Regions from separate parts of the Homo sapiens genome. Here region 1 is linked to region 2. A link is a loop called in an ENCODE intact Hi-C map of the cell type or tissue named here. Cell type or tissue: MCF 10A. All regions are shown on one strand. Links, peaks and the distances in the headings refer to the core of each region. The heading gives the core; the rest is flanking DNA.

Evidence for each region. A loop is a pair of places that touch in the nucleus more often than their neighbours do. Peaks named below come from ENCODE experiments on the same cell type or tissue, not always from the same donor. Only the 100,000 strongest peaks of a DNase experiment are listed, where the experiment ranks them.
Region 1: it touches region 2 in a loop (15-fold over the local background); 1 of 110 quality-filtered maps calls a loop at or near these places.

The regions. Positions count from the first base shown.
Region 1 is chr17:79,292,320-79,297,686 of GRCh38, reverse strand. The region is part of intron 3 of RBFOX3 (RNA binding fox-1 homolog 3); the gene reads left to right. Among named protein-coding and RNA genes, the nearest start is that of ENGASE, 220 kb to the right of the region's middle. In MCF 10A, for the core only: no CTCF peak of the experiment used is centred there; a DNase peak (open chromatin) is centred at 3,016.
Region 2 is chr17:79,225,692-79,231,058 of GRCh38, reverse strand. The region is part of intron 4 of RBFOX3 (RNA binding fox-1 homolog 3); the gene reads left to right. Among named protein-coding and RNA genes, the nearest start is that of ENGASE, 150 kb to the right of the region's middle. RefSeq lists an enhancer at 2,665-3,436. In MCF 10A, for the core only: no CTCF peak of the experiment used is centred there; DNase peaks (open chromatin) are centred at 2,218 and 2,708.

The sequences.
Region 1 (5,367 bases), core at 188-5,187, 67 kb before region 2:
TTATTATGAATAAACCATGACTTGGGCCTGACCCCCATCTCCCTGGGAAAGGCACACTGTGCCCTGGCCTATGGCCACCTGCTTTGTGGCAGGCACTGGGCCAGATTTCCAGTGTCTGTCCTACATCAGCTTTGCTTCTTTCTCCTGGAGGCCAGAGCCCAGCCTGCTCCTGGGACCCTGGGATTGCTGATTGGAAGGGGTCTCAGTGGTACCGGGGGATGGCCCGAGGAAGCCATGTCACCAGGGAGAGATGAATCTCACCTGCTCTACTAGTTACCCTTGGGGCTGGCCCGGGATGTGCAGCAGCACCCCAGCTTTGGTGCTTCCCAAAGGCACACGGCTCTCCACAGGGCTAGCTCACATGAGGGGCACCTTGGCCATAGATAAGCCTGCCTGGGAGGCTGGATCCCAAGGGGCCCATGGAAGGAGCACTCACTAAGTCCCTAGATGGGAGTCCAGGGTGTTAGCTGTTTGCTGGGAGTCATTCTTATTCAGCTTTTATGTGACCCCAGTCCCCAACTCATGGCTGCTCGGAGAAGAGGAGGCTCTGCCAAGCTCCAGACAAGGCAGGTAGTGGGCCTTGGGCATCACTTTAAGAAAATGAACGCACACAGAGCAAGACACTGGCCAAGATCAGGAGGAAAAAGCCAGAGCTGCTGGGGAGAGGAGGGGCAGGAGGAGAAAGAAGAGGGGATGGGGAGGAGGAAGAGGAGAGGGAGGAGGAGAGGATGAGGAAGAGGAGGAGGAGGGAGAGGGGGAGGAGAGAGAGGGGATGGGGAGGAGGAAAAAGAGGAGAAGAGGGAGAGGAGGAGAAGGAAAGGGAGGAGAAGCAGGAGGAGGGGGAGGAGGGGGGAGGAAGAAGGGGAGGAGAAGTGGGGAGGAGGAAAAGAGGAGGGAGAGGAGGAGAAAGACAGAGAGGAGTAGTAAAAGAAGGAGAAAGGACAAGAAGAGGAGAAGACAGGAGGAGGAGAAAGAGGAAAAAAGGAAGAGGAGGAAGGGGAGGAGGGAGGGGAGGAGGAAGAGGAGGGAGATGGGAGAGTCTACAGCTGGTGTGTGTGGAGGAAGCAAACCTCCCAGGCTGGAGGCCAGGTATGGACTCTTCCGTTGGGCATTTTCCTGGGAGCCCGGCTCCCCGGGGAGGGGTTAGACTGGGGCTACCCTCCTCCAGTCAGGGGACTGTGCCTGTTCTTCAGTGTGTCCCTTTTGCTGACAATCTCACTACACTTGTCATTTTTATATGCAGGTGTAACAAAGTCGGCCCATAGAGCGACAAAACACAGCCCGGCTCTGGCAAACAATGTGATTATTAAGTAATGAGATGAGTCCCTCAACCATATAAGAAATCAAAATCAGATTTTGTGTGTGTGTGTGTGTGTGTGTGGTGTGTGTGTGTGTGTCTGTTTGTGCCTTTTTGCGGGGTGGGGGTTAAAATTTTCTTTTAATTTTTTGCTGATGGCAGGCCATTTTTTAAAAAGTTCTTTTGTATTTTCCTTTTGCGTCTGTACACTGGGGAGCCCCACAAATTCAGAGCTGTGAAATTTGGCTGTGTCAGCAGCCTGCAAAATGAATTGATATTAAATGCAACAAAAGTCTCTAATTCACCCCGTTGCTCCCCTGCCCTCTTCTATCCCCTTCTTGACACCCCTCCCCCAAGCCCAGCCCCACCCTGTTGTAATTGGGAAATGGAAGAATGAAGGTGGCCATCAGTACTGCTGGGCCACTGGGAATGACGCTGGCTCATCTATTATTTAAGTCTCATCAATTAAGTATTATTTACAAATAACCGCCCTTCCCCATGCCCTGCCACAGACAGACCGAAACATACTGCACAGTCCCCACTCCCAATGCTGCCCTCACCCTTCCTCAAACGCACCCCATGCTTTGCAGCCAGGGAAGGGAAGGTACTAGATCCCACCCTCAAGCTGTGCCTGAGCAGCTTGGCTCATCCATCCTTGTGGGATGGACACAGGGTGCTGGGGGAGCAGGGGGAGCTGACGGTGGGGCAGGACAGGAAACCAAGTGTGATGTGGTGAGAATGGCTGAAAACTCAGAGAAAAACAAATCAAACAAAATGTAAGCCAACAACTTCTGATCTTTCCATCAGCACCTGACTTTGCCCGCACTCAGACCCTGAGTCAGGCATTGCTCATCCCAGGCTGTCTGTGGGAAGCCCCTGCCCTTCCCTGAGCTGGAAGGCGCTTGCTGGAAAGGAACTGGCTCCCACCCAAAGTGGACAGAGCCACCAAGGCGGCAGGCATCCCTCCCTCGCTCCCTCACCTTGCCAGGTTGTGCATTAATTTTTTCCTCCTGCTCTCCCTACAAAACGAATCTTGATTTAAGAAATCAGACCTGGCAGCTGTGTCTCATCCTTAACATGCTCCAATTGCCAGGGTATGGAAAATCTGCTGTGGGCAGGCAGGATTGCCTTTAAATGCATTTCTAGCGCTGTGGATTTAGTGAGGACACACGAGGCGGATTTCATCTGCGTGCTGCGTGGCTTATGGGCCCCAACCACTGGTGCCAGGTCAAACCGTGGCCTCTGAGAAGATTCCCAAATCCAAGCACATTCCCTGTGGCCGTCTTCTCTCACATGGAGTCTCTGACCCGGGCCGAGAGCGTTAGGAAAGGCAAGCTAGACTTCAAGCGACACAGAAACACATCACGATCGAAGTGGAAGACCACACTCCCTGAACTGGCCGCTGTTCTCTTCCATAACAAGGTCTCACCCACCCCCAAAAGAGAATCTCTTCCTCTTATGGACAAAACTTTAGAAAGCTCTTCAAATAAAGAGTTGGGAGGGAAACGAATTAAAGCAAGTGACAAGCAATCATGCTTTGGATTTAATGAAGGCAGATCCGCAATGGCATGAGCCTTCCTGAGCACTGGCCGCTGTTTCCAGGTGATAAATGTGTGTCCCGTGAGGCATGGGGCAGAGCTGAACCAAGGCCTCCTCCACGTGGCCCCCAGTCCGGAGTTCGGCCGCGTGGCTGGCAGCGTCTCCCACCCGCAGGTCGCTGTCCGTGGTGCTGAACTCCTGCCTTCCCCCATTCCGCATCTTTCCTGTTTCTCCAAGAAGCAAAGGTATCTAGCGGGGCGTGGTGGCTCACGCTTATAATCCCAGTCGCGGCAGGCAGGTCATTTGAGGTCAGGAGTTCGAGACCAGTCTGGCCAAAATGGTGAAACCCTATCTCTACTGAAAATACAAAAAATTAGCTGGGCGTGGTGGCAGGCGCCTGAAGTCCCAGCTACTCGGGAGGCTGAGGCAAGAGAATGACTTGAGCCCGGAAGATGGAGGTTGCAGTGAGCAGAGATCACACCACTGTACTCCATCCTGGGAGACAAAGTGAGACTCCATCCACAAAAAAAAAGCAAAAGGTGTCTGCTACCGGAGTCCGGCACAGACACTCAAGGCTAGAACTGGGTGAAAGGTATGCCCCATCTAATCTGACGAACTTGCTCTCCAGTCCAGGATTCTGCTGAGGGATCTTAAGTGCAGATAAACTGTTAGGGAAGAGCAGCGGCTTGTTGGAGAGGAATAGAAAACTGGTTCACTTTGCTTTTCTGACTCTGTAAGGCAAGCAGGTGGCCCCAGTTGAAGAGCATAGTAGGCTGCAGTATGAATCTGCACCTGCTCTGTATGAATCTGTACCTGCTCTGGAAGTCGGACAGGTGACTCTGTGAGACTATGTCATTGCTTCCCCTGCCCTAGTTGACCCCATGCTGGCCGAGGCTCTTTCTCGGCCCTGTTTCATCTCTCCATCCTGTAATAGCAGCTGGGGCTTAAATCCTAACCAGAATGAGTCCCTGACAGCCTCCCTATATTTCTCTTCTCCTTCATCTGGCTTATTTGTGGACCTTGCCGCTGCTACAGGGCAGCCTTCCTGCTTATCTGTCAGCCCCCAAAGCAGCAGGTTATCTAAAGCAAGAATGGCTCAGGCTGGGCAAGTGGCTCATGCCTGTAATCCCAGCACTTTGGGAGGCCAAGGCAGGCAGATCACCTGAGGCCAGGAGTTCGAGACCAGCCCAGCCAACATGGTGAAACCCCGTCTCTACTAAAAATACAAAAATTAGCCAGGCATGGTGGTGCAAGTCTGTAATCCCAGCTACTCAGGAGGCTGAGGCAGGAGAATCACTTGAACCCAGAAGGTGGAGGTTGCAATGAGCCAAGATTGTGCCACTGCACTCCAGCCTGGGAGACAGAGTGAGACAGGAAGGAAGGGAAGGAAGGAAGGAAGGAAGGAAGGAAGGAAGGAAGGAAGGAAGGAAGGAAGGAAGGGGTGGAGGGGAGGGAAGGGAAAGGAAAGGGAGGGGAGGGAGGGGGAGGGGAGGGAGGCAGGGAAGGAAGGGAGGGAGGCAGGGAAGGAAAGAAGGAAGGAAGGAAGCAAAGATCGGTCTTGATGTGAGCAGCAGATGAGTAACTTGGAACATTTTTGTTGGCCCCATGTGGGCTTGAGCAGGTCACTTTACCCTCTAAATTCTCAGTTTTCTTACCTGTTAAACGGAGATAATGAGATGTGCTCTGTTGACCATCTAGGTCTGATGGAAGGGTCAAATGAGGCCATACTTTTAAGTGGCTTTGAAAAACTATGAAATATAATATACATATGAGGCATTACTAACAGTGGCACTGTAAAATAGAAGCAGTTCTCAGACTTTGGTCTGTGATGTTCCAGCCAAGCAAACTCTTCAGGGGCCTCTTTTCAAGGGGGATGGAAGGTGGGGGCAGGTATAAAAACCCCATAAAACCAAAGCAAAACCTCCAGGGAGGAATTGTCTTTTATACCAACTCCCAAAACAAAGGCCAAATTCCAAAACGAAGTCTGTTTGCTTCTTACTTTCCTAATATAAAGGGAATGGGTGATTTTTTCCCCCAAATGCAGTTTCATGTTGGTGAAATCAGAATACAACAGTAGGGTCTCTAGCGGCAGAATTGAGCGGAGGAAAGAAAGCAAAAGGATCTCTTCTAAGCATTTGGCATACTGCTGTTCCCTCATTACACAGCGAAAGCAGCCCATGCTGTCCTTCGCAGCATCAAACACTTCTAAGGGCAGTGCACTGGGTCTGCATGTATGTGTGTGTGTGTGTGCGTGTGTGTGTGTGTGCATGTGTGTGTGTGTGTGTACAGTGCCAACTGTAAGTGTGAGTGTAAACATGTTCCATTATAGACTAACATTTTAATTCCTTTTTTCAACCAGTATTCATTGAGAACCTTCCATGTGCCGGGGACATGCTAGTGACTGGTGCCACAGTCCCCTTGTCCCCTGGTTGCTCTTGGTTAGTGGGGAGACAGCACTGGTCCCCTGGTTGCTCTTGGTTAGTGGGGAGACAAGGAAGGCACAATAGAATAAATTCTATACTGGAGGCATG
Region 2 (5,367 bases), core at 105-5,104:
ACAGTCAGCTGGGACGACTGTGCAGCTCCTCTATGACCAGCACTGGGGGATCACTGCCCTTCACTGTATCTCGTCCAGTGTCTTGAAAACTAGTCTTCAGCTTGTTGTTATTGTTCTCGGAGGCAGGCACATCAGTCCCCATTTCTCCATCTTGACCAGAAGCAGAACTGTTTTCTTCTTTACACCGGATCTGTCTCTGCAGTAACTGCCCGGCTGCTGGAACAAACCCAGGCACATACACAGGCTGGGCCTGGCCCTTGTCCCCAGTCCCCTGCAGGGTGGAAGGAGACGAGCTACAGGGCTGTCAGAAGCACTCGTGAGCCTGGGACACACAGTCCTAGTGTAGAGACAGGCACCTTTGCTTCCCATGCCTTGAGAACAGCCTCCTCTCCTCAATGATGAGGGCTCTGCAGGAGCCGGAACTTAGCTCTGGAAAGGCTTAGCAAGACTGCTTCACAGCGTTTCTTCTCAGGAACATTTTGATTGTAAAGAATAAGGAGAGCCGGGTGCCGTGGCTCACCCCTGTAATCCCAGCACTTTGGGAGGCCGAGGCGGGCGGATCACGAGGTCAGCAGATCGAGACCAGCCTGGCCAACATGGTGAAACCCCATCTCTACTAAAAATACAAAAAATTAGCCGGGTATGGTGGCGGGTGACTGTAGTCCCAGCTACTCTGGAGGCTGAAGCAGGAGAATCGCTTGAACCCAGGAGGCAGAGGTAGCAGTGAGCCAAGATCGTACCACTGCACTCCAGCCTGGGTGACAAAGCAAGACTCCATCTCAAAAAAATAAATAAATAAATATGGAGAGAAAGTGAGAGAAAAACAATGCCTCCAAGCCTCTCAAAGACTGGGTGGTGAGGAACATGAGAAAACTGGGGAGAAGGGAACCTAGAGGCCGACGGCAACCCAACCAGCCTCATCATCACTGCGTGTCACTGTGCCTCTGGGCGGCACCCCCCTTGCCCCCAGTGAGAATAGCTGAGGAGGACCCATGAGAAGCTGAGCCTGTTTGGTCTTCCAAATCATGGTCCCTGCACCTGCCTCAGCTGAGTCGGACATACCCAATCCTTTATCTGGGCACAGCATCTCCAGCTGATTAGGAGCTTGGACACAGGTCATCACAAGTGAAACCTGCCGTCCCATGTCATCCGTACAACAGGCCTGTTCAAAAGGCAGGAATGGTGTCCCTATTCTACAGATGAGGAAACTGAGGCTTAGGATGGGTCGATTATTCACCCAGGCCCACGTTGGAAGTGGCCAAGGCAAGACCACAGTCCTGGTTGTTCAGGCTACTTTTCACACTGAGAATTTCCCTGGAGAAGTCAAGCCTCCCTGTAGGAGACTGTGGATTTCACGGGTTTGGATTTCTGAGCCCATTCCCATCCCCACCTCCTCATGCCACCCCAAAGGAGCTCTCTGACCAGTGGGAGATGCAGAGGACTCCACCCTTCCTGGCCCACTTGAGCTCTCCTGTCTTTTTTTTTTTTTTTTTTTTTTTTGAGATGGAGTCTTGCTCTGTCACCCAGGTTGGAGTGTAGTGGCACCATCTCAGCTCACTGTAACCTCTGCCTCCCAGGTTCAAGCAATTATCCTGCTTCAGCCTCTTGAGTAGCTGGGATTGCAGATGTGCACCACCACACTTGGCTAATTTTTTTGTATTTTTAGTAGAGATGGTGTTTCACCATGTTGGTCAGGCTGGTGTCAAACTCCTGACCTCAAGTGATCTGCCCTCCTCGGCCTCCCAAAGTGCTGGGATTACAGATGTGAGCCACCACGCCCAGCCCTGTCCCTTTTTTTTTTTTTTTTTTTTTTTTTTTTTTTTTTTTTGACAGAGTCTCATTCACACTGTCACCCAGGCTGGAGTGCGATGGCACAGTCTCGGCTCACTGCAACCTCTGCCTACCGTGCTCAAGCCATTCTCCTGCCTCAGCCTCCCAAGTAGCTGGGATTACAGGCGTATGCCACCACGCCTGGCTACTTTTTTTGTATTTTTAGTAGAGATGGGATTTCACCATATTGGCCAGCTGGTCTTGAACTCCTGACCTCAAGTGATCCGCCCATCTCGGCCTCCCAAAGTGCTGGGATTACAGGCATGAGCCACTGCGCCCGGCCCTCTCCTGTCCTTTGAGAGAACATTTCCAATATCAGAGTTGCCAGCTGCCTAGCTTCATGGAACTGCAAGGCTCCTGCCTCACCAGAGTGTTTTGTAATGAGTCAGGTGGCAGGAGCGCTTGGTATGCGCACACGTGTTTGGACTAGCGCATCAGTTAGGCTACTGTGATGGGGGAAATAAAGAGCAATGCCCCAGAATGTTGACCACAAAGGGTTAACCCAAACTCACGGCTATTTCTGACTCTGAGAAGGCCAAAGCTGCTTTGCTCCACGTCAGGGATGCAGCCTGGGCACTGCTTGTTGGCAAATCAGCTCCCAAACGCTCAAGTTCTGCATCACGGAACCTGAAGAGGGTCCCTGGTGCCTCCCTTGGCTTTCTGGATGTATCCAGTTGGGTGGTTTTGTGCTACCCATGAAAGAAGCAGGACATTAAACATTTGAGATGGGATCGGAGGACAATGGAAAGAAATCTGTGAGTGTGTGTGTGTTTGTGTGGAAGTATGAAAACCCCAAGTCTGTGTTTTCCCCAGAGTATTAATTACAGCTGGAGAGGAGGCTTGTCCGGGCGTGTTCCGCTTGGGCAGAGTAATTTCTCCCTGGTTTTCAGGGAGCGGGAGGCGTCACGGTGCAGAGAGCAGGACACACACCTCTCTCTCAGGCTTCATGGCCACCCCGCCCGCTCCGGAGCGGACAGCTTTGCCAAGGCACAGGCCGGAGGGAACACGGAGAGCCCACGGATAGCGCCAGGGAGGAGAGGCGAGATAGTGAGGTCTTGACACAATCCCACTTAAGACAGAACAGGTGACGAGAGAGACCTGTAAGCAGCTTAGAAGGAGGAGCAGGCCAGGCTCCGTCCTACGGAGGAAGGGCAGGGAAGACATGCGTCCCTGGCCAGCCTGGCTGCCCACACCTGGGTCCTTCTGACCCTGCAGGCCTTACATTGACGCTGACCGCAGGGCCCCTTGTCTCTCCAGAGGATTCGTAGGGGGAGGTCCACAAAGAAGGTGGGTTTTATCGCTGTTGGTGGCTAAAAAGCTGCAGTACCTATCTGCTCCCCACTAAGCAAAGTGGAGGTCCATGCAATGTGATGGCTACAATTCAGGACCTCGCTGGCCTTGGCATTACCAGCTCAGAAGGAAAAACCAACACAGAGGCCCCGAGCCTACCTTCCCCTGCCCCTGGATTTCTCCCACCCTCACCTGGACACTGAGGCCACCTGCCTGCATCCCTCAGGCTGGTCAGGGTCTTCCTGGGCACTTTGCTTTTTGCCTCTTGGCCATCACATGTGCTCCAGTTATAAGCCATGGAAGAGTGAGTAACCGCCGCCAGTCAGCCTCCCCACGCCGCCATCCCCCAGCCAGCCGGGAATGAGCGGGGCCCTGTGCTGAATCCTTCTCTATGGCAGAGTCCCCCACTGGCATCAGAGACCTGCTCATCTCCTGTGCAGTGAGCACAAATGACATGCTTGAGATGCAACAAGGAGCCAAACAAAGCCCCTGCCCTGGACGAGCTGATGCTCAAACAATACTCACCCCCTCTTAGGGGTGGGCTGGATTTCTGACATCCATGGGGACACCTCCATCTGGTCCATGGGATCAAAGGACACCAGCCCAGGAGGAAAAGGGGAAACCACTCCGAAACTGAGGCCCAACCTGCCTCTGTGGATGTTCTCTGGCTCGCTGCTTCGCTGGACCTCTCAGGACTTACTTTGTCCCTCCTCTGCTGGAATTCGCCTCTGGGGACTCAACACACAAAACTGGTGGTCTCGGCCAAAACCAGCAAGAAGTCTCCATGGCTCCTTTGCTGAGTGTCCAGCCTGCCAACTGGCTGGCGCTTGCAGATAAGTTAGAGGGAGAGGGAAGGAGGGAGGGAAGAGACACGGGAGTGAGAAAGGGGAGCAAGGCGGGGTTGGAGGCACCGCAGCCTTCTGCTGCTTCTGCAGATGCTCCGCGCAGGCCAGAGTGAGAGGTCCCTGCCCAGAATGCTTAGTGGGTTCCCCCAGGCCTGGCAGGTCCCAGAGCCTCCCGAGCAACTTGTCAGAGCTGGAGTCTGTCCTTATCCAGTCTCACGCTGGTGTAGAAATTTGCCAGCCTCACGCTCCCTCTTTCCTAACTCACATACCTGCAAATGCCCATGTCCCTTGATTAATGTGATATTTTTTATCCAATACCTGTGTGCCAGACCCTCCACCTTGGTGACTGCTAAACCCCCATAGTCACCCCAGGAAGGTAGATGTTGCCATCCCCACTCTACCAAAAAGGGAACAGAGGCTCAGAAAGGTTAAGTAATCTGCTCAAAGCTGCCCAGCAGGACAGTGGCTGGTCTGGAATTTGAGCTCAGGTCTGAGTTTTGCCACATCCCAGGCTCCTCCTGCTCCACAGGGTGATGCCCAGGACACACTGGGTGCAGTCACAGACCCCATGCGTTCTCTTGACCACGGTGGGAAGCATAGCAGGCAGGTGACTGCTCATCAGGCCAGGAAGCCATCCCCACCTCCCCGTGAATACCAACCATTACAAAATCCTCAGGCTGAGCAAAGATGGTCATGAGGTCCATCTTTAGACACCTGGCCCACTTCCTATCCAGGGAATGTGCTGTTGGGGTGACGCTAATACGGTTAAAGCCCAAGTTGGGCTGCACTCCTCCTCTGCTCCAAATCCTCCTGTGACTCCCACTTCTCTTGGAGAAAGGCCAAAGTCCTCACAATACCCTCCCATATAGGACCTCCTATGATCTGACCACTTCTCCCACTGCTGCCTGCCCACTCTCATTACTCCAGCCCATGGGCCACCTTGCTGGTTCCCCAAATAGCTAGACATATCCCATGATGTGGAATGCCCTTTGCCAGGGATATTCTTTTTGCTGGAATATTCTCCCCAGAAAGCCTCAGAGCCCCCTCTTTGGGCCTATCCAGATGGGCCTGAACATCACCTCATCAATTACACTTACTCTGACCACCTGGCTGAACACTGCAGCCCCCTCCTCTGCCCTCCCACACCCCCATCCTGCTTCCCCCACCACTGTCGCCCTTTGACATGCAAGACAATTTTCTAAATTATGTTTGTTGACTCTCCTCCCCAGTACGGGGTAAAGCCCAGGAGTGCAGGAAGGTTAACCTGTTTGGTTCAAAGCTGGGTCCCTGGTGTGGAATGGGCCCAGCCTGCAGTTGGCACCTCACACACATTTGTGGACTTGCTGCTGAGGCAGAAGGGACCCAGTACCCCCTCCGGCTCTGCCCAGCAGCCCCCTACCCA